Regions from separate parts of the Mus musculus genome. Here regions 2, 3, 4, 5, 6 and 7 are each linked to region 1. A link is a loop called in an ENCODE intact Hi-C map of the cell type or tissue named here. Cell type or tissue: heart. All regions are shown on one strand. Region 1 overlaps Cog5 (component of oligomeric golgi complex 5). Region 2 overlaps Gm40361 (a long non-coding RNA gene). Region 3 overlaps Gm40362 (a long non-coding RNA gene). Region 4 holds the start of Bcap29 (B cell receptor associated protein 29). Region 5 overlaps Cog5 (component of oligomeric golgi complex 5). Region 6 holds the start of Dus4l (dihydrouridine synthase 4-like (S. cerevisiae)). Region 7 has its middle 23 kb from the start of Dld.

Evidence for each region. Hi-C counts contacts between places; a loop is a spot of excess contacts. Peaks named below come from ENCODE experiments on the same cell type or tissue, not always from the same donor. Only the 100,000 strongest peaks of a DNase experiment are listed, where the experiment ranks them.
Region 2: it touches region 1 in a loop (4-fold over the local background); 2 of 42 quality-filtered maps call a loop at or near these places.
Region 3: it touches region 1 in a loop (7-fold over the local background); 32 of 42 quality-filtered maps call a loop at or near these places.
Region 4: a loop joins it to region 1, with 2.1 times the contacts of the local background. A loop is called at or near these places in 3 of 42 quality-filtered maps.
Region 5: it touches region 1 in a loop (3-fold over the local background); 10 of 42 quality-filtered maps call a loop at or near these places.
Region 6: it touches region 1 in a loop (4-fold over the local background); 3 of 42 quality-filtered maps call a loop at or near these places.
Region 7: a loop joins it to region 1, with 3 times the contacts of the local background. A loop is called at or near these places in 12 of 42 quality-filtered maps.

The regions. Positions count from the first base shown.
Region 1 is chr12:31,718,169-31,722,168 of GRCm38, reverse strand. All of the region lies in intron 6 of Cog5 (component of oligomeric golgi complex 5), which reads right to left. Among named protein-coding and RNA genes, the nearest start is that of Gpr22, 6.3 kb to the right of the region's middle. In heart, CTCF peaks have their summits at 1,366 and 2,379; no DNase peak of the experiment used is centred here; H3K27ac peaks cover 1,661 bases.
Region 2 is chr12:31,114,182-31,118,181 of GRCm38, reverse strand. The region is part of intron 2 of Gm40361 (a long non-coding RNA gene); the gene reads left to right. Among named protein-coding and RNA genes, the nearest start is that of Gm40361, 5.9 kb to the left of the region's middle. In heart, a CTCF peak has its summit at 1,886 (motif pointing left); no DNase peak of the experiment used is centred here.
Region 3 is chr12:31,506,471-31,510,470 of GRCm38, reverse strand. The region is part of intron 1 of Gm40362 (a long non-coding RNA gene); the gene reads right to left. Among named protein-coding and RNA genes, the nearest start is that of Gm40362, 8.9 kb to the right of the region's middle. In heart, a CTCF peak has its summit at 2,307 (motif pointing left); no DNase peak of the experiment used is centred here.
Region 4 is chr12:31,632,455-31,636,454 of GRCm38, reverse strand. Bcap29 (B cell receptor associated protein 29) reads left to right here and starts at 1,797. Exons shown (of 8, transcript NM_001164090.1): 1 at 1,797-1,850; 2 at 2,075-2,192. The coding sequence starts at 2,101. In heart, no CTCF peak of the experiment used is centred here; a DNase peak (open chromatin) is centred at 1,804; H3K4me3 peaks cover 1,680 bases; H3K27ac peaks cover 1,356 bases.
Region 5 is chr12:31,925,038-31,929,037 of GRCm38, reverse strand. Cog5 (component of oligomeric golgi complex 5) reads right to left here. Exons shown (of 23, transcript NM_001163126.1): 22 at 3,247-3,393. The coding sequence ends at 3,279. It overlaps Hbp1 (high mobility group box transcription factor 1), which reads left to right. Exons shown (of 11, transcript NM_153198.3): 10 at 313-454; 11 at 1,531-2,583. The coding sequence ends at 1,548. Among named protein-coding and RNA genes, the nearest start is that of Hbp1, 23 kb to the left of the region's middle. In heart, a CTCF peak has its summit at 2,143 (motif pointing right); a DNase peak (open chromatin) is centred at 2,077.
Region 6 is chr12:31,653,130-31,657,129 of GRCm38, reverse strand. It overlaps Dus4l (dihydrouridine synthase 4-like (S. cerevisiae)), which reads left to right and starts at 2,304. Exons shown (of 7, transcript NM_028002.2): 1 at 2,304-2,440. Cog5 (component of oligomeric golgi complex 5) reads right to left here and starts at 2,261. Exons shown (of 23, transcript NM_001163126.1): 1 at 2,147-2,261. The coding sequence starts at 2,240. In heart, a CTCF peak has its summit at 2,031; a DNase peak (open chromatin) is centred at 2,289; H3K4me3 peaks cover 2,452 bases; H3K27ac peaks cover 1,614 bases.
Region 7 is chr12:31,372,565-31,376,564 of GRCm38, reverse strand. No RefSeq gene overlaps it. Among named protein-coding and RNA genes, the nearest start is that of Dld, 23 kb to the right of the region's middle. In heart, CTCF peaks have their summits at 22 and 1,810 (motif pointing left); a DNase peak (open chromatin) is centred at 1,794; H3K4me3 peaks cover 639 bases; H3K27ac peaks cover 445 bases.

The DNA.
Region 1 (4,000 bases):
AATATTGACGAGTTCAACAGTATGAATACATTATTTAATAGATATATATCACCAAAACAGTGACAGGAAGCAATTGAAAACCTCTGTTATCTGTCAAATAATTTGAATTTATAAACATTACCCGATATGAAACTTATCAAATATTTAAGCAGGGATTGAAACTAATGATTACAAACTCATAATTAAAGAAAAGGGAACAGGTTTTCCAACTCATTTTATAAGTTCAGAATTCTAGAACTAGATAAAACACTAAAGTAAATGAAAAATTACAGACCAAAGTCCCTCATAAACACACAGGCAAAAGGCTTTATCAAAATAATATCAAATGAAATTATGCAATATCAATATCCATCATAACCAAGCATCACATGTCTCAGAAATGTGTGGTTAGTTTAACATTCAAAACTCAATTTGTCAAGATTAAATGAGAAAAATCAGGTGAGTTTTCAATAAATGGAAAAGGTCATTTTAAAAGTATAATATACATTTCTGATACAGGCCAAATACTCTTTAGAGTAATATCAAAAAAACATGAGTTCAGAATGGTCCAACTTCACATCCATGAGAACTATAAATTACCTGCTGTGAGAGATTAAAGATGACCTATGTATAGTTAGAGACGGAAGTATCGGTCAGAAAACTCAATATAAGGATCTACTGATTGCACACAAAGCCAAATGAAATCCCAGCAGGTGCTGTTCCAGCTTCCAGATGGATGAAAAGAACACAGCTCACACTATGGACAACAGACAGAAGAGAAAAGCTCTCTGCAAGCACAACCCTTTCTTAAAACTGTCAAGCAGCAGGGGTTAGAGTACCAACCAGCCCAGACTCTCAGAAGAGAAGGCCAGCTGGAGGGACACACTGGGCATGAGCAGCTGAGGACCCAGAAAAGGCCAAAGCATACACCAGGAAGACTATTCGGCTAACACTTTTATTGATTTCCCCAAGGCTGAGTGTGTGCTAACAGGAACATAAGAACAATGGAGAATCCACATGCAGAAACAGTTATGCCTATCTGCAGGCCCTTCTGCACAGACTTCACTACAGAGTCCAGGAATGCACTTCCCACAGTAAACGCATTCCTTTCCTTCCAGGAGGAAAACAGCAGGCACTGAGGGATGCAATCCCAAACTCATCTCGAATCCCTTCTACCAACTCTGCTATGTGTGTGTGACACTTAAGGCACTGTGAAGAGCTTAACTACTCTGTCGCTCTGTGAACACAGCTGAGCAGCTCACAGAGCTAGGGAAAGGAGATGTGGCTGGTGTAGGACGAGGGATGATCCTTCAGTTCTACGGCTGACAAACAGAATCCATGTTTACAAGTGGAAACTAGTAGAAACACTGAAAACTCTCATTGCCAAGAATCACCACACGGTGGCTTCCAGTCTGTCATGTGGATGTTTCCATGTCAAGTGCAATAATTGACCCAGGTAGAACTAGAAATTTTCGGACTGCAGGCTTTATGAGCCCAACTGTCTTGCTGACAGCTGCAACTTGTTTTCATGGCTTGAAGTTCCAAGGAAATTATTTAATATGCCAGCCTTCTAAAGGGCAGACCTGAAGATTAGATTGTTGGCAATAGTCCAGGATTTGGGAGGTGGGGAGTTTTACACCCTAAAAAGGTTAATCCAAAAGAGTATTGGTTGGAGACAATCATATCCACTTCATATTCAGTAGCTGGCACTAACATTAAACAACTTCATTGGCTTCAGTTTAGTCAAAGAAGTGGTGAATCTAGCCCAAGTATTCACCAGAACGTCTGTGAATAGAAGATATATGTGAGCCAGGGGATTTATTTCATGTGGTAAAGTAAGACATGCTTTAGTCCCACCTAGTCTTCATACAAAAATAAAACTGCCACTAAGGTCAGTCCAGAACCATCTGTGGACAAACTATTTTCATCTAGGTATGAGATCCAACTGCTCACTTCTGCTTGTGAATCGTGAAGTCCAAGTTAACCTCCTGCCAAACAGGGACATCACACCATAGAGCCAAAAGGTATATGGGGTTCAAGCACTTCATCTTAACAAAGATGTAGGCAACTGGCACATTTCAAAGGCCATGCACTTGAAGGGCTATTACTCAATGGTAGAGAGTACTTGCCTGCCTTGACAGGAAAGCCTGCTTCAAATCTTAACAGTAGAACAAACAAAACTTTTGGGAAACTTTAGTGCTAGAAGTTACAAGCCAGTGTGACCAACATAATGAAACTATCACAAATAAAGGAAGAAAGTTTTACAATTCATAGCTCAATGAAGAACACTTGCCTACTATGTGTAAGATTCAAAGTACAGCATTAACATTTTGAGAAAGGGATAATGGGTGGGGAGGAGAAGGAAGGAAAAAGGTTAAAGAGGGAGGGTGCACTTAGTAGCTGGGTCAGGCAGGTGGCACTGCTGTACTGGGAAATAGCCTGAGTTCTCCAGCAGCTATCAGGCTTTTTAACAAGCTGGGATTTCTTTTCTTTCTATTGGTTTTTTTTTTTGTTTGTTTGTTTGTTTGTTTTGTTTTTTGTTTTTAAAATCCCTCCTAGCATGTAGCAAACCAAACAGTGGGAGTCACCTGTAAAATCTGAAAGTATGTAAGACCATCAAAACCAGAGCATTCGTCCTGCAAAGGGCACCAGAGAAACAAGCAAAGAGTAGATCCAAAGGCCCCACCCACAAGTCTGCTTCTTTGAATTTGAGCAGTTGCTCCCCACTACAGATCACAGAAAAAGAAACTGAACAAATGAACTATAACAAGAGTCTCTAGAGGACTACCTTATTCACGCCCTGGCCAGAGGCGTGGGTAGTGAGTGGGAAGCTTGAAGGGAGAGTATCGACATGGCAAGGTTTTCCTTCCCCTTTGCCTCTTCACACTACAGTGGAACCACATCCAGCCTCCTCTACCCCGACCGACCACTGGCTCAGAGGCTTGAGTTTGCCCCTAGGCCTTCTCCTACAACTCTAGCCTACCTCAGTGCCTCTGCCTTACTTGCAACCTTCAGAGCCTCCCAAAACTTGTAGGATTCGACAGGCACCTCTGTCCTCAACTCTAAAGTGCCTTCTTTCCACTTCAGAAGGCTCCTCCTACTTGGCTTTTATCTAAGCAGCTGAGTTTGGAGTAAGAGGAAAGAAAGGAGCCTTAGATGCAGGACAAAGAACAGCTGCACCAAATCCCATGGTAAAAGTTCAACAAAACTCAAACACTCAGGTCTGCACCCTCACTGCTGCCACCTCTACTGCAGCTCTTGGGAGCACTTGACTCAATGGCTACACCCTTGTCCCTGCAGCTCATGAACTAATGCTGCCTCACTCATGGACTATCATTTTTCCTTCCCTCCTTCCTTCCTTCCTTCCTTCCTTCCTTCCTTCCCTCCTTCCTTCCTTCCCTCCTTCCTTCCTTCCTTCCTTCCCTCCTTCCTTCCTTCCTTCCCTCCCTCCCTCCCTCCCTTCTTCCTTCCTTCCTTCCTTCCTTCCTTCCCTCCTTCCTTCCTTCCTTCCTTCCCTCCTTCCTTCCTTCCCTCCCTCCCTCCCTCCCTCCCTCCCTTCTTCCTTCCTTCCTTCCTTCCTTCCTTCCTTCCTTCCTTCCTTCCTTCCTTCCAAGCACTGAGCATGAGCAACAACCAAAGCACCATTCTAGCAGCTTCTTCAGTCACTGCATCTGCCACTCCTTCAAAACAATTCATTACGGGGGCCAGTGGGGTGGGGCAGGATGGGCAGTAGATGTTAGACTTATTCTCTACAACTGCCCTTACCTTACAGGATTTGCTTCTGTACCTCACAGATACTTCATAGGCCTTTAAAGCACTAGGAACCCACAGAAGCTCTGTCCTTTCTTGGACCTTTGTCAGTTTCATATCCTTGCACAAATTTGCCAAGGGTCTGGGAGGGTATTCACTCAACTTATGAGCCACAATGAATATCTGTTTCACAGATGCAAGCAGAAGGTATATGATGCTGGGTTTAAGAAACAGGATTTTATCATCCATGATACAAAACCTAGTTTTAGCA
Region 2 (4,000 bases), 600 kb after region 1:
AGAATGACTCAAAGTCCTGCTGGTCACAGCTGTTTCATTTAAGGCACTAGCCAGACTTATACCTATCATAATAGGCAAAAAGACCTATTATGCCCCCAGGGAAATGAATTCTTGAGAGGAGCCAGTAGAATTCAATTGGGCTATGTAAGGTCAATGGGGACTGACAGTCACCAAAAAACAGGATTCGCACTGGGGAAAATACAATCACAAAGACTCCCGTTACACCAGCATAGCCTTCCGTGGGGTGCCCAGGTAGGCTTGAAACTGAGACACTTTGAGAATGTGGATGGCCATGGAGGCCTTTGTTAAATGGTGAAAGGGATGCTGGGTAACAAATTTTGGGGGTCGGTATGGAGAGGTTGAGAGAATCCACCTTTGGTTCCCAAGGGAGCTTGGATGGCTAGGGACAAGCAGTTGGTAATGGGTGGTTGACAAGTGAGACATGACTGGTAAGAGGGACTGTGGCTCAGGGAGGGTGTTGCAGATAGGCACAGAGAAAGCAGTGGGAGATGTTAAAGGAAGGATCCCATTGAGAAGGAAAAGAGTTTGTTGGATGATCTCAACCCAAGTGAGGGTTTGGCCATGAGTATGTGTGTATCAAAGGGGGAGGTTTGGGTTTAGTTATGTCTTGTAAGAGGGAGTATAAGATTTTATGTCTGAGGATAACTGGACAGCCAATAGGTTTAGGGGAGCCAGCTGGTAATGAATGTTAATTGTGGCCACAGTTGTCCAAGGTTTAAAGGAGCTAAGTTGGTTTCCATTATAAAATATACCCTGGGCCCTGGTGGCTCATCTATCTTCCCATGGGCCTTGGATGTATATTTGGAGAGTGTTGGCCTTACTGGCTCAGAGGAGTCTGAGTCCTAGTGAACTTCCTTCTGCCCTTGTGGTGCTGGTGACATGATAGGACCTTGGTGATCAGCCCCAGGAATGGGTCAGGCATAGGATAATGGCCAAATGAAAGACCTTGGTGCCTAGCTTCAGGAATGTGGAGGTGCCTGAGTAAGGGAATCAATCTAACAGTTTAGCAAGGAGAGGGAAGGGGGTAGGGGAAAGGGCAAGAGCTTCTGGCACCACATTTGCCATGCCTCTGAGAGCCCTCTAAGGTGGTCATCTCATTATCCCTGCCTTCACACACTGGACCCCAGGCCCCGTGGGAGTACGGCTCACACCTGGTTTTGCTTTTGTTTCTTCCTGGCTTTAGAAAGTTCTCAGATTATTTTGTTTTGTCACTAGGACCCACAAGATTAAAGTGGAAAGATCTGCCTCTTCCTTGTCTCACTAAGGAAACAAATAGGAATGGTAACAGGGCCTCAGGCCAGAGAGAAGGAAGGGTTCATACAAACACTACATTAATACTCTCCGATCTTCTCTCCCCTTCTAAGAGAATCATAAGAGCCGTGGGTGGTGTTTAAACTACTTTTGTGTGTGTTCTATTCAATAACAAACATCAGACCTCTGGTGGCAGACAAAAATATTATCTTTGAATAAAGAGCGGGTGAAGCCATTTTAAGGGTCTCTCTCTGACTCTCTGTCTCTGTCTCTCTCTGTTTCTGTCTCTGTCTCTCACACACACACGCACATGCACACGCACCTCACAAACATGGCCAGTGGATTGGGGCAACAACCCAGGCAGATTGAAGCCATTGGGGCACCCAGCTCCAATCCAGAGAACAACTATGTAAAAGGCTCACATAGCTCATACTTCCTCCCTGGAAGTTGAGAACTCACTAGGGAGAGCTGCAATCCCATTGCCCTCGTAGCAGTGGGCGATCATTTTCTGTACCCCCAGGTCACCTTTTGATTATCTAAACTGATTTGGACAATGTCCACAGGTGGCTTTCTCTAGCGTTTCTTTTGTGCAGGATAAAGCACGGGCGCCCTCTGGTGGTCATCGGTAGAAACATCTCAAGTGGGAACCATTCATTCTGTGGGTGAGAATCCCTGAGTTCCTGGACTCCTCTCATCTCAAAGCCACTAAATCACCCAAACAAAATGGTTTATACTGGTTTATGACTACCAGATCTTTCTGAGGTCATGCTTATGGTTTCACAGTCCCTGTTGCCACGGAGCCGTGCCATGATGTAGAGTGAGGCTGAGGTTTGTTAATCAGGGCCACAGTGAGGACACAGAAAGGAGGACACAGAAAGGAGAGAGCAGCAGCCTGCATGCCCTCTGTGGGAGGAACGCTCAACTCTGTATGACAACTCCGATTCACCGTCATAGCGTGTTATCTAAATAACTCTGAGAAGGCAAGGCAGGTCTCCTGGGTGCAGTGCTAGAACCAGGGGCCTGTGACTAAGGGGCGGGTGATAGACTGGATAATTGCTGTTTCGGGCTGTTTGCAAGGCTATACATCTTGGAGACAGAAGAACGGAAGCGGATGACATATTTGTAATATGTATGTGTGTCCGAACTCTCTCACCAAGCAGCCATGTTGAAAGACAAATTGACAGAGGCTGAGAAGGAGGAGGTCCTGGTTGGTGGAATGGACCATCACGGACGGGGCAAGAGCAATTGGTTTTGTTGTTGTTGTTGTTTTGTTTGTTTGATAAAGGACCCAGAACCTGATAACTTCTGAAGCACCTCCAAGTGAACCATGTCGTTCCGGACCAGAAAGTCAGTCCGATCCCTTATGAAATTTCCCTAAGGATCTTGCACCATGTGTGAAAGTTGGAACATTTCCCCCAAGAGCTCTCAAGGGACAACAATTGTCTTTAGGTGCATAAATGACACAGTGGCCCAAGGGGTTCACTGGAGTGGTTTTGAGTCTTATATCAACCACAACCACCACCACCACCTCCACCTCCACCACCTCCACCCCTGTCCAGCCTTTGTTTGGTGATAAACGGTGATGTGGAAGAGTCTAAGGTGAAATCAGCCCTTCTGACCACAAGGTGCTATTGGCATGTTGCTTTCTCATTACAATAGAAACCCAAGGCCATGCCAGAAACATGGAATACCAGAGCAAATACCTATATTTATGAATGTAGAACTTAATTAATGTCCTGTATTCTAAATTACTGTTTACTTGTGCTTTGATAAAAAGCTGAGCATTTAGTATCCCATATTTAATGTTACTTATATTCCTCAGTCTGATGCAGTGAGAGATGTGATCTGGGACTTGGGAGCAAACTTCAGCCAGGGCTAGCCCATGGGTACCTGTTGCTTTGACTCTACTCTGCCCGGAAAATGAGATTTACCAATGAGACAGGCAAATACACACGTCTCAGAGGACATTCCAGCCTTTCCATAGTATTGTGAAGTAGATAAGCTAAATGAAAAAATGCTTCTTCACCTCAAGTTAGTAATTAAACTTTTCACCCATCTTTCCTCTATACATTATACATAAGTTTGGTTGGTTCACATTGTTGGTCCGTTGTAGACAATGTTCCCTACAGAAACCACTTTCCTCATAGCTGAGATGGAGGTTCCATTTCATCATAAAAGTTAATATATAGTATTCTGAGTATCAGCTTTTCATGAGCTTGAAACCTACCTCAATTGCAGTTTCGACTCCCTTAAAAACTGGGTGTTTCCAGCCTTACGATCACTGTTATTTCACAGCCTTGGTTCATGTAGTTGAGCGGGAGGGCTTTGTTTCCTCAGTGTTTATTATTTTGCTATACTGCATAAGTTTCTAAATTAATGTATTGCAACATACCACTGCCTCCTCCAACATAGTGTGTGCATGTGAGACAATATCTTATATAGTAACCTTACAATACTTTGAAAGATCTAAAAGACAGAGACAGCCAGAAACTCATACGAAATGGAATGAAAAACAAAATCCATATTTAGCATGGCATTTCATAAAATTATTCATATTCTTCCAGTGAGCATTAATAATTTAGAAACTCAAAATTGACATATTTATGAATGAAGTTGAGTCTATACAGCCTATAGAATATTTCTTCTGAAATCTTTTTTGTTTTTGATTTGTTTTTTTTTTTTTTTTTGTTTGTTTGTTTGTTTTTCGAGACAGGGTTTCTCTGTATAG
Region 3 (4,000 bases), 210 kb after region 1:
CAGAAGGGTAGGGGACTCAAAAACCTTAAATCCTCATTTTGGGTGTGTTAAGTTAAAGATGTGTTTATACAAATAAAGTGTCAAGTAAGCAACTAAAAGACCTGGGGTGTGTGTGTGTGTGTGTGTGTGTGTGTGTGTGTGTGTGTGCATGCCTTTGATTCCAGCATTTGGGATGCAGAGGCAGGAGGATCTCTAAATTCAAGATCAGTCTGGTCTACAAAGTGAGTTCCAGGACCACCAGGGCTGCACAGAGAAACCCTGTCTTGAAAAACCAAACTAAACAAACAAAAACAAAAACAAAAGAGCAGCTATCTTAGATAGGGTTCCCATTGCTGTGAAGAGACACCATGACCAAGGCAACTCTTTCAGAGGAAAACATTTAGGTGGGGCTGGTTTACAGTTCAGAGGCTCAGTCCATTGTCATCATGGTGGAAAGCATGGCAGCATCCAGGCTAACATGGTGCTGGAGAAGGAGCTGAGAGTTCTCTATCTTGATCCACAGGAAGCAGGAAGAGACAGTGAGCCACATTGGGCATAGCTTGAGCACAGGAGATCTCAAAGCCTGCCCCTACAGTGATATACTTCCTTCAACAAGGCCATATCCCCGAAATAGTGCCACTCCCTATGGAGCAAGTATTCAAACACATGAGGCTATGGGGGCCACACCTATTGAAACCATTACAACAGCTAAATTAAAAAGCCAGGGGAGATGTGAATTTGGGAGATGGAGAGGAGAGTGTGCAGTCTAGGGCTCTAGGCTGAATAAGACTGCTACAGGAAAATATTTCATAGACAACTATAAGAGTACTCTGCACGAGCCCTGCAGACAAGCTTAACTAAAGGGTGGTGCGGAAAGTAGAAGAGAAGAAATAATCAGATGGAATGAGAAAATGGAGAGAAAAATTCTTTAAACTAAGGAAAGGAACTGTAAGGTAGGTGTTTCAGCTCCCATCAAGGAAGCCCCTCTATTTGTGCAAGAAGTTCCACTCCTTTCCTGTGTTAAGTTCATCATTCTGTTCTGAGCCAAATCTGTTAGTGCATGGGCACCTCTCCTCCCGGAAGTCATTTCCCCAGCCAGCCCTCAGGAAATCATAAGATTCTAGGCACACTAGCATCGCTCTGTCCTTTCAGCAGCCACGTCCTTCAACACCTTTGCACTTAGCTCTTCCTCTAACCTAACTTCTTGAAGTTTTTAAGCAAAGACTATGGATTTCTTATTTCCCAGGTCGCATCTTCCCAACAAGACATTCTCTGCCCAGAGCATACATATGCATTCGCCATCCTGTGCCATGGCTGCTCTATGCCACAGTGCTCTACTCTAAGCATGGTCTGTGCTTTACCCTACATGACCTGCTCTAAGCACTTCAGAGCATAGAACCTGTCCGAAATTGTTGTGTGAACAGTGTCAGTTTTACCCCACTAGGAAGCAAGTTACAAAATAGATGTGATACTATAATCCCAAAAAAAGGCAGGTGAGGGCAGGAGAAACATGAGTTTGAGGTCAGCTTAGGGGCTACACAAAGAGATCCTTCCTCAAAGGCAAACCAAAAATAAATGAAAGCAAGTTTCTAGAGGCTGCAAAGCTTAATAGTGGGTAGAGGGTGAAAGCTGGGAACACAAGAAGCAGTTGTTTTCTCCCAAGGGGGAGAGGGTCACCATTTCAGCAATTCTGAGATGCTGTGTTGGAAGGAGGATTGTGGAGAGCATGAGAAAACAGCATTTGAGTAAGCTGGCAAGGTTCTGACTGTGACCGCAGCAGCACAGTCAGAGGGTCTGACTCATGAAGTCTCCCCAGTCACTGTCCTGGGTGCCCGCCTGCTAACTCTGTCATCACAACCTGTCCGTGCATCTGGAGCAGTATCGTACCTAGCCAGAGTTCTATCACAGGGCCTGCAACAGTGTCAGACACACAGCAAACAGTCAGTAAATCCCGAGTAAAGGAGTAATCAGGAAAGACAACGGCTATACAAAAACCACTGGTTTTCAAGAGGGGACTTTTCCAAATCATACCTTATCAGCAAAATAAACATCAAACAAAACCCAAAAAACAAAAACCAAGAAGGTTTCTGCAAAACACAAGCCCAAGGATAACTGTATCCACACAGGGGCCTTGAGTCACAAATCAGAACAAAACTTTACTGTCTTATGCTTTACCGTCTTAGTTTGGGGGGAGAGTACAGAAAACTTATATGTAGATACGAACATTAATTAGTACTACTGCAGTTTTGTTTCCTTATAATTTCCAATTTTTTGACTACAGAATCTTGGGATATTTTATTTACCCATGGGCTGGTGCCACCTAGTGGACATTATCTCCTTAAACAGGTTTGAGTCTAGAAATTTTTTATTTACCTGAGAAAGGAAATGATGGGGACTATGGCTAGTTAAAGTCACTGGTCAATTTCACTTCCTAAAGTCCCCTGCAGACCGAGACGATCATCTCTACTTGAAAGACAAAGAGACTTAAGACAAGGAGACGTTTGGGAAGTTTCCAAGATCAGTCAGAGAGACACTGCAGAGCCAAACTCTCACCACTGTACCCACAGCTCTACAGCAGCAAGTCACCTGTGCAATTAAAGAAGCCAGCATTATGTATCTGTATAAGGGAGGCAAGCAGATGGTGGTGTGCTTTAGTGCCCTGGAGATGAGACTCAAACACCAACAGGTTTCCAAGGAAGCAGTTTGTTTATCTCCACCTACGTGCCTGAATCTAATGCTAATCACCCACTGGAAGTCTTATAATACCATAAAACTGGACGTTGGGGATGGCAAGATGGCTTAGTGGGTAAAGGTTCTTACTTGCCTTTCAGCCCTGGAGACCTGAGTTTGATCCCTAGAAGCCACATTAGAGTGGAAAGAGAACCGACTTACTCTACAAATTGTTCTCTAGCTTCCATACATGACCTGAGGTTCATGCACACATGTAATAATAAATAACTTTTTAAAGCTGGGTGTGAAGATATCAACATTCAGATTTGGGAAAGCCATAAAAGTTCAGTCTTTAACATGAAGATTACACATCAGTACAGCCACCATAAACACACAGCTATGACTGCCTTACCTATACCTTGCTGATGCTGTAGGTGGCTGCTGTGTCATTATATTCTATCCTGACTTCATCAGTATGCATCTCTAACAACTCATGCACCATTACTGCTTAAGAAAAGAATGCAGGCTGGAGTGATGGCTCAGCGGTTAAGAGCACTGGCTGCTCTTCCAGAGGTCCTGAGTTCAATTCCCAGCAACCACGTGGTGGCTCACAACTATCTGTAATGGATCCGATGCCCTCTTCTGGTGTGTCCTTAGACAGCTACAGTGTACTCACATACATAAAGCAAATAAATAAATCTTAAAAAATGAAGAAGAAGAAGAAAAGAAGAAGAAGAAGAAGAAGAAGAAGAAGAAGAAGAAGAAGAAGAAGAAGAAGAAGAAGAAGAAGAAGAAGAAGGCGGCATTTGCCGGGCAGTGGTGGTGCACGCCTTTAATCCCAGCATTTGGGAGGCAGAGGCAGGCGGATTTCTGAGTTCGAGGCCAGCCTGGTCTACAGGGTGAGTTCCAGGACAGACAGCCAGGGCTACACAGAGAAACCCTGTCTCGGGAAAACAAAAACAAAAACAAACAAACAAAAAACAGAGAGGAGAGAGAAAATAATGCATTTCTGATATTTTCTAGCATATATGTGTTTAAAATGTCTCCAATGTTTTCATGCCCATCTCCTATGGCATCCAGAGACTAAAGCTTCAAGTACTGCATTTAGTTCTAAATCTCTTGAGTTTCATTAACCTAGAAAAGTTTCCCAATCCTTTTTCTTCTATAAAACCAGATTTAAAAAAAAAAACAAGGTATGATAATAGCAGTGCAGCTAGATGATCATTTAGGGATTCACAGAGAAGTATGACCAATGGCACGGAGGGAAGGATGCTGTAAAGCACCAGGCATGACCACTTAGTCTCAATGTTAATTTGCAGCCACCTGAGCAGAATCCATTAGACAGAGTTAC
Region 4 (4,000 bases), 86 kb after region 1:
CTTGGGTGAAACAGGAATTCTTGACTGTGCCACCAAGAGAAAAAAGAAAAGTGGCAGGGGTGGGGGAGGAATTTCAGAGGCTTAGTAAGAAGCAGAATTGGAGTTTATTGTTTTCGAGCTGGAGTTTCATGTAGTCACAGAAGCTTCAGAAACACTCTCCAAAACAAGAAAACAAGAAACAAGAAAACGAGAAAACAAGAAAACGTGAGCAAGTGGTGAGGGAGACATTGCCATCCACCTTTGCCCTCCACCACCATATACATGTGCACTCGCAAAGAAGGTTCTAAAGAGCGTACCATAGATTTAAGCACAGACATTTTTTTGTTTTGTTTTTTTGTTTTTTGTTTTTTCGAGACAGGGTTTCTCTGTATAGCCCTGGCTGTCCTGGAACTCACTCTGTAGACCAGGCTGGCCTCGAACTCAGAAATTTGCCTGCCTCTGCCTCCCAAGTGCTGGGATTAAAGGCATGCGCCACCATTCCCGGCGCATAGACATTTCTAATAGACACTTAGCAGAAGGACACTACAAACCCAAATGAACATGGGCTGCTCAAAAGTCATGATTAAATTAAGCATCTGAGCAACTGCACAACAGCCTTACAGGGGATTTTTAACCTTTTGAAGTTACATTCTGAGATTTGCAAATATTCACATATGTTGAAAACCTGGAAGTATTTGGAGTTCCCTTTTAGATTCCTAGTTTTGTTAATAAAAGAATGCCAAAGCTTTTTTTAAAGGGCAATACTATTAATTTGGAATTAAAAACAAACAAAACAAAACAAAAAAAAAAGGTAGCCAAGGGGATGGAGAAGAGGAGGAAAAAGACAAAAGTTACATCTTTAGGCATAAAGGGTCCAATAACACTGCCTTGTTCAGAAATGAAGGTCTACCAGTACTTCCGGGAGGGGGCAGGTATTCAGAAATGAGAAAGCCCATTATCAGCAGAAAGCTTGCTTAGGCTTTTGGCCATCCACTAAAGAAAAACAGAGGCAGGTGTTAGGCTTTTCTGAATTAGAACCCAGAAAACCAAGCAAGCTTACTACTGCCACAGGGCAGAAGGAAGCTCCTTCAAGGAGTGCCATCTTGGGATGTGTAAGTGCTGCGTCGTATTAATGGAATAATTATCCCTCCCACCTCTTTAACACATCTCCAAGTGAATCCTTTTTCCTGGATAGTGAACTCCTGGCCAGCTTAATGGAGACAGTATGTAATGTAGTATGTAATGTTATCGGGATGCCAAGTCTCTACTTGGAGCAGGGATATTACAGGAATTGACCAGAAAGCCTAAGGAGAGGCAGTAGTTAGGTTTTTCTTTCTAGTGTTACCAGGGAAACCAGAGGTGGAATGCAAAGTTAACCAAGCATGAGAGCATCCACCCTCAAAGGTTTCTGGGGCCTATCTAGTTACCTAAGGGAATATGGTTAGGTAAAGGAGTAGACCCAGCAGTTCCCACAAGTTGCCTGGTCTTGCCTATGGGCACGGTAGGACCAGGAAAACAGCATGCAAAACACAAAACGCTCCACAGACCCCCCAGGCCTGGGCCATGACTTAAATTCAGTTTAGCTCCGGGCAGGGAGGCAGGTTACCACCCTAGGGCACCTGGCTGGGTCCCACCATAGACCCGGGCCCTGGCTCCCGTCATCCGGCATCAGCCGCATCGGGGATCAGCCCTCCGGGGATACCGAGCCCACGTGGAGGAGCCTCGGCCGCCTCACGCCGCGCACCAGGAAACAAGGGCCGCGGGAGGCGCGGTCGCGCCAGTGTGACCTCAGCCGGGCCCGGCGCGCTCCCGGCGGCGTGGGACGTGCGCGCGCAGGCGGGCGGCGGGGCACGCGGAGCGATCGGCGGCGGGTAAGCCTGACGGGCGGCGGGCGGCCCCGCTGCTGACCTCGCGTCCGGCGGCTCGGGCCGCGGCGTTCTGCGGCCCGAGCCACCTCGGGACCGGGGAAGAACCTGCGGGGCCGTCCGGCGCACTGCCTCGTCACCCGGAGTTAGGCGAACTCCCGGCAGGCCCCACGCCGCGTGTCTGGCCGTTCACCCATGTTTCTCTAAAATTGAAATCTTTCTCTGTATAGGTGTGAAGAAAAAACAAAACAAAACGATGACAATCCAATGGGCGGCGGTTGCCAGCTTTCTTTATGCTGAAATAGGACTCATTTTACTCTTCTGTCTGCCCTTTATTCCTCCACAGAGGTAGGAAACCGTCAGATCCTTAACAGTACCAAATGTTTGATTAGCTTCTTCAGGCTACGGCGTGCGATGCTCTTTGTAAGGTTAGAAAGTTTTGGGAGGGCCGGCGGGGTGGCTCAGTAGGTAAAGGGCCCTTGCAGCCAAGGGAGAGAATTTCAGTTCGATACCCAGAAACCACCTGGTGGAAGGGGAACCGACTCCACAAAGTTGTCTTCTGACCGCCACACTTCCACCCTGGGACGCCCAGAAACACCCATGCACGCACATAAACACATGATGAATACACATGCATACATACAACAAATGGATAATTAAATAAAAGATGGGAGCCAATTATATAAAAGGTAGTCTTTAAAAATGAAACTCAAATTTGCAATCTGGTAACTATTAAAATTCTACTTTATATAAAGCTTGATTCTGTGTACAAATAGATTTTCACCTCCTTTTTAAAAGAACCTAGGTTTTTTTGGGGGGTGGGTGTCTTGATTACAGGTATAATAAAGCCATGGTTATGCCTTGGACATCTTTCCTGTCTATATATCTATATTCTCTCTCTCCTCTCTCCTTCCTCCCCCTTCATCCTCTTCCCCCACCCCCCACCGCCTCTTCATTTCTCTCCTTCCTCTTCCCCCTCTTCCTCTCTCCCTCCCCTTCCCCTAAACTGCCCTGCATTTGAGCAGAGAAATAAAAGGATGGGTGCAAAACTGTTTACTTGGGACAATAAAATGGACTGGCTCAGGGTCCACGCAGTCTTTCAAAAACTTGAAACTCCTCATCTGCTTGGTTTGCAGCTCTTCTCTGTCCTGGTCTCCACACCATGCCCTTTCCTTCCCTCACAAGAAGCAGTAACTCATACTGTAGGAAGGGATGTACCAAGTTCTTCCCACCAACCATGGGTTCTATAGATCACATGCTTAAGGCCAGAAAGGCTCTGTTCCATAACCTAAGTCACCTAACTGGTCAGTGTCAGACTCCAGATGAGATCCTTAGCTTACAGTCACACAATGCTGTCCCTGTTCTTTCTACCTCAGATTTCAAGCAGACATATTTGGTACTACTTATGACAGTCTCACACATATTCAAGAAGTCATTTTTTTTATGCACAACAGATTTATAAATAAGGCTTAGAGCTTTGATAAAAAGAAGTCATCAGGAGGATTGATAGAGCAGTCTTTTTCTTCTTGCCATTTACAGTTTTGTACCCATCCTGATCTAGTAGCTGTTAGATGAAAGTGTGAATCGGTGCACATGACATATGAATATTGTCATGTAAGAACATGTGGTACACATGTACAGGAATCATCTGTGCCCCTCCATGTGTTTATCCACAGTGTGTATGTCAGTCATAATCTTTCAAAGTCTTCATTTAGTCTGTCTAGTCTTTTCTCCTGTAGTGAAGTGGTTGATGGTTCATGCATGCTCAGAATAACGGCTTTCATTTGACTTCCTGTTGTATGACTCAGAAATTTTTTCCCTTCTCTGGTCAGTTTTCCTGGTAATAGTGGTATAGACTTCATATGATATTGTGGTAATTAGACGAGATGGTGCATGTGTTCCAACCAATAATACATCAACTCAATAAATAATAGTTATTATCTGCTCTTAAATTCAGTCTACTGAAAACTCCTAGATGGCCCTTCTGGGAGGTTCTTATATTCCCTCTTTTATTGACTCTTGAAGAGGTGAACAAATTTACATTTGAACCTACAACAAGCTATTACCATTTATATTCTTTTTTTTTTTAAATGTTTGTAGTGTTAAATTTAAATAGTGCCTATAGAAAATGCTTTGAGTTTGGTCAACAAGGCAAA
Region 5 (4,000 bases), 210 kb before region 1:
CAATAGCTTTGCACACAAAATAAGTTTTAATACAAGTTGAATGCCCCACGCTGCTGACACTGAACTTTCCTTTGGAAAATTGCCAGTTTTCTGGCAATTTTGGATGTTTTAGAACAATTGTAAATACTATCATTATTCCACCAACTGATAAATGGATGCATATGCCAGGATTTCGTTGAAATGACCATGGTAGTCTTGATCTTTCCCCTTCTGTTTTTTTTTTTTTTTTTTTTTTTTACATTTCTCCCCAAAGTAGTAGCAGCTGCTACACATTTTATGAAACTTTACATTATGTAAATATTTACTTTGCAGAGCCATAAGTGTGATCCTTGGTGACAGGTGGAAAAAAATGAAGAACGAAGAAAGGAGGATGTACACATTAGAAGCAAAGGCTTTGGCTGAAGAACAAAAGCGTTTAAATCCTGACTGTTGGAAAAGGAAAAGAACCAACTCAGTAAGTGTTAGTAGTAACAGAAGTCCTGATCTGATGCTCTGTGTGTTCTTGTGCCATGATGGCAGGCAGAGTCTTAAAGATCCCTCACCATTATTATACTTCAAACCTAATACTGGAGTCTGCCTTTTCTATCAAGAACCACTTGAGTAGTACAGCAAGCAGATTTTCTCAAGCTAGCTGAAGAATGCCCCAAGTGCTGAGGAAGTTTTAGAGTATACTACTAGTAGTCTGGTTAAAAGATGGACATCATTAACTCATTACAGTAGAAGATCTTTAGTTTTTGGTAACATCCTTGCAGGCTTCTGCTATAGGCAGAAACTAGGAGACACAGGAAGGATGAGAAAGAAGTTTCACAATGCTGTCTTTGGCTGGTAGACGCCATTCTTATAACTGTTCTTTACTTGAATAGCATCCTTTATGTTTACATTTTAGATTATTTAGCACAAAATACATAGGATAGACTAGAATAAACTTATGTATTATTTTTTTAAAATGAAGATTATTGGAACGGTAATCAGAAAGAAGGCTTATTAAGGGTGTTTAGCCAATCCTATATAATTTGTAGGTTAAATGGCTCAGGGATTTATTTTAAAGTAGGGTCAGCCACCAGATGAACTGTAGTGTAGAGATTTGTTCTGTGTTTTTTGGTGTATATGTGTGTGAGTCGAGGTTTCATAAGTAGCCCAGGCTGGCCTCAAACTTGCTTTTGTCTCCAAGGATGACCTTCACCTTCTGATGCTTCCGCCTCCAACCCTTGCGGTCCTTTCAGGGATTACAGCTATGCAATACAAGCTCAGGTTCTGTGTATGTGTACATTCAAGTCACAGAACAAACTCAAGTGTTGGTCTTGCCGCCTTTTATTTAGTGCAGGGGTTTGAACCCAAGGTTCTGTGCTTAAAGGCAAAGTATATCTATGGAACCACACAGCCATTCCCTACAAATTCTCTAATGTCTGGAACTTCATTTGGGACATTAGCACTTTTCTGTGCATGCTGGTCTCACATTTGTTTAAATTTTCCAGATACTTAAGCTATGAGCCATTAGGAAACTGAGAACCAATTATTTTGTTTCCACAGGGCTCTCAACAGCATTAAACCTGATGCTTGTGTTTGTAAGTCTGCATCTGCATAAGTACTGACTCTGGATGGAAAAGCTTGGAAGACCTTGGTCTCACCATTTGTCTACATTTGTGTGACCATAAAATGCTGGGAGCATTGAGTTTTGTAATGATTTAATGGGTGAGGATTGCTTTCTCCATTAGAGCATTAAGCTATAACTATCAACATTGTAAACCAAATTGCCTTATTTTCCTTCCAAACTTCATATATCTATCAGGTAATATAGGCTTGAAAATTGATATCCTGTGGTGCTAAAGTACAGTAGAAAGATGTGTATACGTTTTATTTTAAATTGTACGAAGGGGAATTTAAAAATACGTAACTGCTGTTTATACATCAGCTCCTTACTGCTTATTAATCTGTATTGTACCCACGATATCAGGAGTGAAGCAGACGCTGGCCTTTCCATGAATAGCCACCACATGGCCCAGCATCTCTGCCAAACACAGTTGCTTCTAGTCTGGCCAGTGCCAAGAGACAACATAACATGGCAGGTGGATGGTGTCGGTGTCATTGTCTCAGCTCAAAGAGCCACCTGCTTCAGATACCATGGGCATGTGCTGAGTGGATGCACCAGGGGGCAGCACAGCTCCATGATTCCCAGTGGGGCCCAAGCCAGGCCAAGGTGCAGTCAGTTAATAGCATTGGGACAGTCATTGTAATGGTGCTGTTACCAGTCGACACCATTGTGTTTGACCGCGTTCCTGTCTCCTCAGCCACATACCCTCATCTGTGCTGTCAGTGTGTCTCTGGTGGGGCAGACTTTGCACTTACTGCAGTGCACCACTTGCACTTTACTCCCTCCGGCTTCTGAGACAGAGCAAGTACTTCAGCAGTCCTGCTGCTCTTGCTCTGAGCTACAATCATGGCTTCTCATGTTACTTACCAAGTGAGAGTTTTGGTTAGTAATCACAGCTGTAAAATTGATTTACACTTGTTAAACATATTGCCCCTCAATTTTGCACACTATATTCTTGTATATTATTTCAAATAAAAGGAAAAAAAAGGTCTGTCTTTGATTTCTGGTTGACTGAATTCATGATACCTATCAGTATAATCTGATTGGCAGATGGAAAACAAATTCTTGATAAAACTGAGTTCTGGTGTTATAAGTAGGTTTCTGGTGGGGTTTTAAAAATTAAAGAATGTTAACAATGGAGTAAAGACTAAAAAATAAGGCCCTGAGTGCCTGTTTCTAGTAAAATGACTGTAAAGAAACCCTGACTTCATTTAAAGCTGTAGTTAGATCCAGTAAAGAGCATTTAGCAGTGTGTCTGCCTCAGCCTTGGGCTCCGCCATAGTTACTGGGCTTGACTACATGCCCACATCACTTTGGGGTAGAGTGGCTCTGTCAGGTGTATACTCCTCAACTCCCTGCCGATGTGACTTCTTTCACTGGTTCGTTATGTGCTTAACACTAAAGAAAGTGGCAGGCTGGGAGGATACTGTCCCTTCATAAGCAGTGAAAATAATGAGCCAACTATGACAGCAAGTAAAATAGCCTTCCTCCATCGTCTGAGAAGGGGAACATAGGTAGCTTTATGAAAAAGCCATGTGGGTGCTATGTGAAGGCTGAGATGCTTGAGCTATTCTGACATTTAAAGAAAAAGTGCTGGAGGTAACAGAAAGAGGAAGGACAGAAAATCAACCATGATCTTTAGTTGTAGTTGCCACCTTTGGACGGGTCTGTTCATGGAGACTGCAAGTCACTGAAGAGCAGACATAGCCTTTTGAAGCAGCTGAACCATAATGGGATAAACTGGTGCAAATTCTTTACCGTCCCTGCTTCTCACTGACTGAACATAAGCTTCCAGGGCTCCCCTGTAAATGCAAAAGAAAACTGTCATAAGTCCAACAGTTTTGATAGCACCGATATGGAAACAAGACCGTCTGTTCCTGGAACAGCACAGTGCCACAGACCAGTGTCAACAGCCTTTACACGTGCATTAGAGCTACAGTGGCTGTGCCAGGTGAGTGGTGCAGTATGGCCGATTTCAGTCTTCATCTCAGTATGTGCTCCTTTCCTTTGTCCTGAAGGCACGTGAAAGAATGCACATAGCTGTGTCTCCCCCAGAGCTCAGCTAGGGGAGAAAAAGCCTTGGACACACATGCTCAGACAGACCCTTTGCGCACATAGTAAAACAGACAGGGCAGCCTACAGCTACAGCATTTTCGGGTTTTTAGTTTTTGGTAGGTTTTATGATGGAAAGTCTGAACTTAGTTAAGTACTTCCATGTGTTGCTGTGCCGTTGCTTTGATAATCTTTGGTTTGTACTAGGGACAGGAGACAGCAAATGGCAGCAGCATTCATGGCCCTTGGCTTGCTCCTTTATACCTAAGGTCATTTCCTTCCCACCACCACAGCAGAGCTGTAGGGAAGCTACAAGGCTACAACAGTGGTCTCCATGAGAAGACGTGTGTATGTTCG
Region 6 (4,000 bases), 65 kb after region 1:
AGAACCTGGGGAGTTGGGTAAAGAAACTCCTGAAGAATGCTTAGAGAAAAAGAAACTGGAAAGAATGACTAAATCAAAAGAGCTAACTGTGTAAAGGAAATGGTGAGTACAATCTCCCATAGACGCGACAGTAAAAGATGAACACAGCTAGCAGATTATTCAGTGGTTGATATTCCAGAATAAATCACATAAGTTATCTCTTTTGTGGTATTCTTATCAGTGAAAAATCAGAAGCTGCTCACAAATTTTCCAACTCTGCACCTGTTCACTGAGCCTATCAACCCTATCTTTAGGCAAATTCTAAAGACAGTGAATTGGTTACTGAACAAAATGATCAAATTTTCAGGTACATTTGGGGAAACTGGAAAGGAATTTAGGAAATTAAATAAATACATATATACATACATACATACATACATACATACATACATACATATATACAAGGGCAGTGGTGGCACAGGTCCTGAATCCCAGCACTTGGAAGGCAGAGGCAGGTGAATCTCTGAGTTCTAGACCAGCCTAGTCTACGAATTAAATTCCAGGACAGCCAGAGCTACAACAGAGAAACCCTGTCTTGAAAAATAAACAAATAGTGTGGGATCCTTATATCATATAACAAATTACTTCAAGGAAAGAGCCAAGCTTTTACAAGTTTAAATAGGATAAGAAGCAGAAGTGCCCATCTGACTTACTTCCAAGGAACCAATGAGGACCTCTGCAAAGTGATTTTAACATTATAGAATGGGAGTGTTTGGATTCTAGACAGGAATAAACTCCACAGCACAAAGGAAGGGAATGTCCTTAAAACAAAGGGCTTTATTTAATTGCTGAGACTTTACTTAATTGTATTTGAAACCACAGAAGGAAAAAAGCAAGCATAGTTTTAAGTTCAGTTTAAGCTCAAAGGCTGGACAGCTATTAAACACACACACACACACACACTCGTTTCAGGATTTTGAAACTTGGTTAAATTTAAATTTCAATTAAGACACAAAGATGAGGTGCATCAGGCAGAAACTCTAAGAATATACCACAACCTAACTCTGAAAAACATCACTAGTCTTGACAAGATATAAAATATCTATTAAAAAGATATAAAATATTCAACAATCAGGGAAAACACCATAATTTAAATTTCAGTTTGATCCTTTAAGCCACTCTTATGTGGAAAATTAAAAAAAAAAATCTGTTCCTACTGTATGCAGAATACTGCTTTTAACTCTGTGGAATATAAAAAGAGGTTCCTATGCTTGGCTTGGTAGCCTTTGATCCCAGCAGGTGGTAGACAGAAGCAGGTGTATCTCTGTGAGTTCAAGGCTAGACTGACTGATCTACAGGGAGTTCCAAAACAGTCAGGGTTTCATAGAGTAACCCTGTCTCAAAAACAAGGGGGAAGGGGATTGGGGAGGAGGAGGCGCAAGGGCCTCGGAAGCAATTAAGGTGATAAATGCAAACGCTTTTAATAGATGAAAGAACTTAGTGTCAACTAGAGAAAAGATGGGATGATTAAGGCCTAATACCTTTAGCAAACTGAATTTTGTTCTGTCTCTCAGATTGAGCATTAATACAACCGAACTTGACTTTCAAGCGTACTATACTATAGAAAGGTATATAGTTAATTTACTTGGGATAATTTCTCTTCAAACTACCAGTAATCCTGACTTCAGTACTCGACATGTATGGATAACAGAGGCACCTGCATAGCCCAAGAACTGAACACGGAAATTTCCAACTCCACATTTTGCATCCTCCATCCCTTTCCTTAAGCAGCGAGCGGTCTGTCACCTAGGGTGAGTTCACACTTCTGGGCACGGACAGTGCAATCCTTGGTCAGGAACTGAGCAGCAGTAGCGGCTATCAGCCCCGACCACGTCGTGCAGGAACTACAGCGATGTCCCGGGCGCATCATGATCCAGTGCAAACCCCAGCAACTAGACACCAGGTGTTTTCCCCAAGACACCCACGGGAAGAGAGGAACACGTTCCCCGTGAAACTGGGGGACCAGGACAATCCCGGACGCCAGGGGGCCGGGCGGAGGGGAGTGGCCAAGTCCAGACAGGAAAACTTTGTGCAAAGTGACCGGTAGGATTCTCGGACTCTGCGCAAGGCAGGGCGACCCAGGCCGGGCCACCGTCCGACGCCTTACCGTCCTGCAGGATCGCCTGCACGGTCGCCGCCACTACTGCGGAACCCGAAGCCCCACGGCCTGCTACGGAAATTGTGCTGTCTCCACCTTCCATGTTGGCAAGTGCCGGGTTGATGACGTCTTGCAATCGCCCCGCCCTCCAAGTGACGCAGAATCAAGGCGCCGCCCCACCTGCCCGGCCCGGGTTGCGTTTGGGAACCTAAGTACTACAATCCTACGTGCAAGGAAAGACAGGTCGCCGCCGGGGCCTTCTCCCATTCCGCTCCGGACGCAGCCACCGCGCCGATCTCCAACGCAAGTATTGGGCCTGAGAACTCCGGCGTGGGGAAGAGGCTCTTGGGAGCGTCACGGCCCTCCTCGCCCAACACGTGGGAGCTTAGGGCTGCTCAGCCTTACCTAGTCCCCGCCTGGAGTGGCAAGCCCGGGTAGCAGGCAGTATATGCTGGGGAAGAATAGTTGTTAAGCTCTGCCCTTAAAAATAAAAACGTTTAAATATTCGTAACTATTTATTGAGTTGGTCTGGAGCTACTCTGCATTTTGCATTCCCTTAACATCGCCTCAGAAGATTTTTCCCTCCTGTGTTTGACCTCAGTCACGATGCGGTAGCGAGAGGCAGCGCGCCTAGAGTTGCATTAGATTTCAGTATGCATAGTTTACGAAACTACTTTGTTTGTAATAATCATACACGACGAATAGCATTATCTGAATTACAGGATGATTTTCTTTCCTTAGCTTTCTTGTTTTTCACAAAAAAAAGATTGACTTTAGTCTACATATTAATATGCAATAAAGTTTTTAACGCCCACTATACATACCAGCACAAGTTTTCAAAAAAAAAAAAATTCACTTATATTTTAAAAGGAATTCTAGGTGTAGAAGCACATATTACCAAAATATTATGTCCGGTGCTGCATGCTTTGGAGAACTTTAAAACAAAATATTGATACCTTCATCCCATAAGTTCAGAGAGCTGTTTTTGGTCTTGGATGTGACTTAAGCATTTTTATTCCTAAAAGTTTCTGCATCCTAATTTACTATCAAGATTGAAAGCTATAGCTTATTCAAGAAATTCATACTGAAGCAGACTTTGCCATTTAGTCTGGCCACAAGAATGAGTAAGAGCAAAATCATGCTTTAGAAAGTCAGTCATGACGCCATTGCCGATCACCACCTCCTAGTGTGTACCAGTTCTGTAATGTGTAAGATTCTTCCCTCCTTTGCAAATAGTCTCTTAGTGGTTTACTCCGTGTTTATTCCTCATATCGACATAGCCCATCTCTGACTTAGCTTAATTACGCTCCCATTTTCCTCTGAACAGTGTTGACACTTCCAAAGATTTCTTGCAAGCCATGACATCCTTCAGTATATTGGCCTTGTGTTCATTTAGCCTACTGCCAAACATTAAAGACTGAATTTTGAACAACTAGCCTTTTATAGAGTTAGCTTTTATCTGGCAATAGATTACAAAGGCCAAAATGGAATATAAAAACAAAAACTATGAAGTCAAAAGCTTTAAGTACAACATGAAAAATATTAAACAATTTTATCACTTGTACTTTGGGCATAAAAGTTATTTACGGTGCACTTACTTGGTAATAACTGAATATCTTCACTGGTAATAAATTTAGATTATTTAAAATAATAAAGTTGTTTCTGCCTTCTGATTCACAAAAAAACTAGAATAAAAGTATCAGAGTTTCTTTTTTAAGTTGTATGTGTATGTATGTAGATGAATATATGTGTGTGCTACAAGTCCCCTCAGAGGCCAGAGGTGTAGGACCCCCTGAAACTGAGCATAGAAGTACCATGATCCTCCCAATGTGGGTGCTAGAAACTGAACTCAGATCCTCTGCA
Region 7 (4,000 bases), 350 kb after region 1:
CTTATTTTGGCGGGACAGGGAGCTCCCTCTACCTCCCTATGCTGGGATTACGGTGTGTGCTGCGGTAGTGAGGTTTATTTACAAGGATGCTGGAGATTGAAACTGAGGTCCCCACGCCTGCCGGGCAAGCCCTTTACCAGCTAAGCCTTTTCCCAGCCTTGCTGCCTCTGTTTTTAACTATTTGTTTCCCAGCCTCGCTTCCTCTGTTTTTAACTATTTCTTTCCCAGCCTCGCTTCCTCTGTTTTTAACTATTTCTTTCCTAGCCTCGCTCCCTCTGTTTTTAACTATTTGTTTCCCAGCCTCGCTTCCTGTTTTTAACTATTTGTTTCCCAGCCTCGCTCCCTCTGTTTTTAACTATTTGTTTGCCACTCCATCAATGCCAAGGTGTACTAGTCAGAAGTCTTTTTGTTGCAGCTAATAGAGATTCCACGCCCACCCCCACCCCCCAATTTTTTTGTGTGCAAAACAATATATGTTAGCTAGTTAGACCTGAAGCATGCAGGGGTAGAGCCAAGCACAAGCATGGCTTCCTTGAGGACTCTGAGTCATTCCGAAGCTGCTTCTTTATTTTGATTGGCTCTAAATTCCTTTTTATTTGATCTATTCTAATGTACTTGGAGTAAAACAGTGCAATGTCTTATCTCTGTGTCCACTTGAGCATCTAAAGTCTTCATCTCTTTCTCCTCCTCCTCCTTCTCCTCTCCCTCCTCCTCCTCCTCTTCCTTCTCCTCCCCCCTCCTTCCTGTGATGTAAGTCTGTGAACTAACGACTGTGGCCACGCTTGAGTATCAAGCCCTACCCATGTAAGGGTCCATGACTCACCAAAGAATCATACCCCAGACTCAAATAGTATGCAAAAGCAGAGAGTGTTTTATTCTGCAGACATCTGCATGCTGGGGTCTACCATCTACCATGATGGAGGTGCCCCAGTAAGCTTCCAGTCCAGACTTAAAGCATATTAGGGGAATTCTGGGGAGGGGTAGGTGACCTCTATCTTAATCGTTGGCTCTATCTCTAGAGACATTCCAGAACCCATTGCTGGGGTGGGGGTGGGGGACTGGAAACTGTTGCTGAGGAAGTCTGGAAACTGCGGCTGACCCTTTGTCCTTGCCTCAGGCCAGGGGGCAGGGCCTGGACTTGCCCAGACTTGCCCAGTTCGTAGTAACAAAGATTTAGGCCTAGTCTCCTGAACTGCCAATTTGAAGCCTGTCAAGAAGTCAGCCTACCTCATCCGTAGTTTTCAGAGCAGAGATGTCCAATACAGATAAATTGATAGCCACTGACGTGCAGACAGATAAAGGCAACATATATAAATTATATTCTAACAGTCATGTGTTTTTTTAAAAAGTAAAAAAGGAACGGGGTCTTGGGTGTGTTTTCACACATGTAATCACTACACAGCGTTTGGGAGGCTTAGGCAGGAGGATTATGAGAAGGCTACACAGCAAGATGTGTGTGTGTGTGTGTGTGCATGTGTGCAAGAGAGAGATTGATTTTTTTTTAACCAATTAAATACAATGTTATTATTTTAACATGTAATCAACATTTCTGAGACAGCAAAACCTATCATTTTAACTGAGTTTTCAACCACAATCCACTGGAGGGTGGGATGAGACATCCTTTGAGAAACAGTATCCTTGAGACACCTTTACTCCTCTGTGCTTCCAAACTCACCTTTGGAGTGGTCAGAGGAGAAAGGCCTGATGACCGGTGTGAGCTGTCAGGAATGAAGGCGGGATTGATACTGGGCGGAGCCAGGGTTACACAGATGCTGCTGTTACTGCTGCACTGCTGCCCTCTGCTGGTTATATTATATCACAACCATATAAACAAAAAGGACGCTGGGCGTTTGTGAGCCCTTGACGTTTCTGGCAGTCTTCTTTCACAGGCTCTTGAAGTGACTTTCTTTTTGGAATTTTGATGCATTACAGAGCCTAGGAAATTTTCATGGGGTTACTGTGGATCATCTTACCGATGTCCCTCACAGGGTTTTCTCCACCTTTCATGGCAGTCAGCTACACACTGCAAGTATTCATGTTTCTGTTTCTGTGTATTTTCCACTTCTTTAAAAGAACACAAATGGAGAAGATTCTCTTACATCCCAAGCTTTCTTCAGCCATTAAGTACTGGATGGCACTCTCACCTCTGTGGCTTGTGAAGACACTGCTTGGTATATTTGAAGAACATTGTAATGTTATTATAAAACAAATCTTAAAATTTACACAATGCCTTATTAAATTCATTTTTTTAATGTCTGGTTCAAAACTCTCCTCTTTGTAGTTGTATCCTGAACTACTTATGGACGAAGGGTTTGATGACTGGAATTTCACCCAAAAGTGACAAGTTGAAGAAATACTGGCCACAATGTAGTCATTGTTGACACTGGACAAGAGGTGCAGGGGGACCATTATGCTAGTTTGTCTCTTTGAAGTATATTTTAAATTACTCTCCAAAGAGTAAAAAGAGCAACAAAATTGCAAATTCTTCCCAACATTCTGTGTAGTACTGTACACACCGTGGCTACTACATGCTACTCTGTTACTTACTACTGTGGGTTAGAACTTCATTGTTTCCGGGCAGGTTATAATTGCCTTCTTAAAAGACAAACTCAAAGGACAAAAAAAAAAAAAAAAAAAAAAAAAAAAAAAAAAAAGGCATGCTGGCTCACACCTGTGATCCCAGCATTTGAAAGACAGAGGCAAGTAGACTACTCAGATCTGAGGCCAGCCTGTTCTATGTAGTAAACAGACCAGCTATGGCTACATAGTAAGCCTCCATCTCTAAATAAATAAATAAACCAACCAACCTACAAAACGAAGCAAAAAGATAAGCTAAAAAATGAATTGGCAGGGCTGGAGAGATATTTCAGAGGCTCAGAGTACTTATTGCTCTTGTTTAAGTCCCAGCACCCATAGGGTGGCTTACAACCATTCATAACTCCAGTTGCAGGGAGTCTAACAGGCACGGTGCACATATATACACATGCAGGGAAGACATCTACTCATATAAAGTATGATGAGTACACCTTTAAAAATTAAAAAATAAATAATTGGCTAGTGCACTTACAGAAAATAATTAAATAGGAATATATTTAGTTAGACATTCTAAGGAAATTCCTTCAGAGACATAGACATCAAAGGGACTGGGTGAAATGGAACACTTGGTGAAGTCCTTGCTGAGCAAGCATGAGGAACTGAATTTGGGTCTTAACACCCACATAAAGGTCTGGGCATCGTGGCAGTCACCTGCAATCCAAACCCCCACTTTCATTAAGACCGGTCATTCAGAAGTTCTACATTAGAAAACCCACTTAATAGCCCCAAGAATAGTGGTGTTTCTACAGTAGTTATAGCTCTGACATTGCCTCCATTTAATCTAGTTACATCCAGTTACATCCAGTTACATCTAGTTACCTTTCAAACATGCTCCTTTGTTCCTCTTTAAACCCTGTCATGTCAAGAACATAATAACTTTTCTCCTTTAGAAATGATCACCATCACCATCATCACCGCCACCATCATTTGTATGAGCATTTTGCATGCATCCATGTATGGGTACCAAGCGCATGGCATGTCCACAGAGATCAGAATGTCAGATCCTCTGGAACTAGAGTTACAGACAGTCGTTGTCTGCCATGCTGGTGCTGGAAATGGGATGCTTTGCAGGAGCAGCAAGTACTCTCAATCACTGAGCCGTCTCTTCCAGCCTCCTATAGTTTTTCTGAGACTTCCATTTTTCTACATTATCTCTAGTTCCATTAATCCTGTGCATAACAATGATCTTCCAGTCTCAACATCCATTTATTTACTTATGTGACCCTAATGTTTTGATCAATTTAACTTCATTTTTCCTTGCAGTGTCTCGGTGGCTAGGGAGAACCACTTCACTGGAACATCAGATGAAGCATAGTGAATGGGGAAAATCACACACATTTTCAAGGTATTTACCCTCAAGTGCCTTTTCCACTTGGAGAGCTTTAATTCTGCCAGGACAAAGACT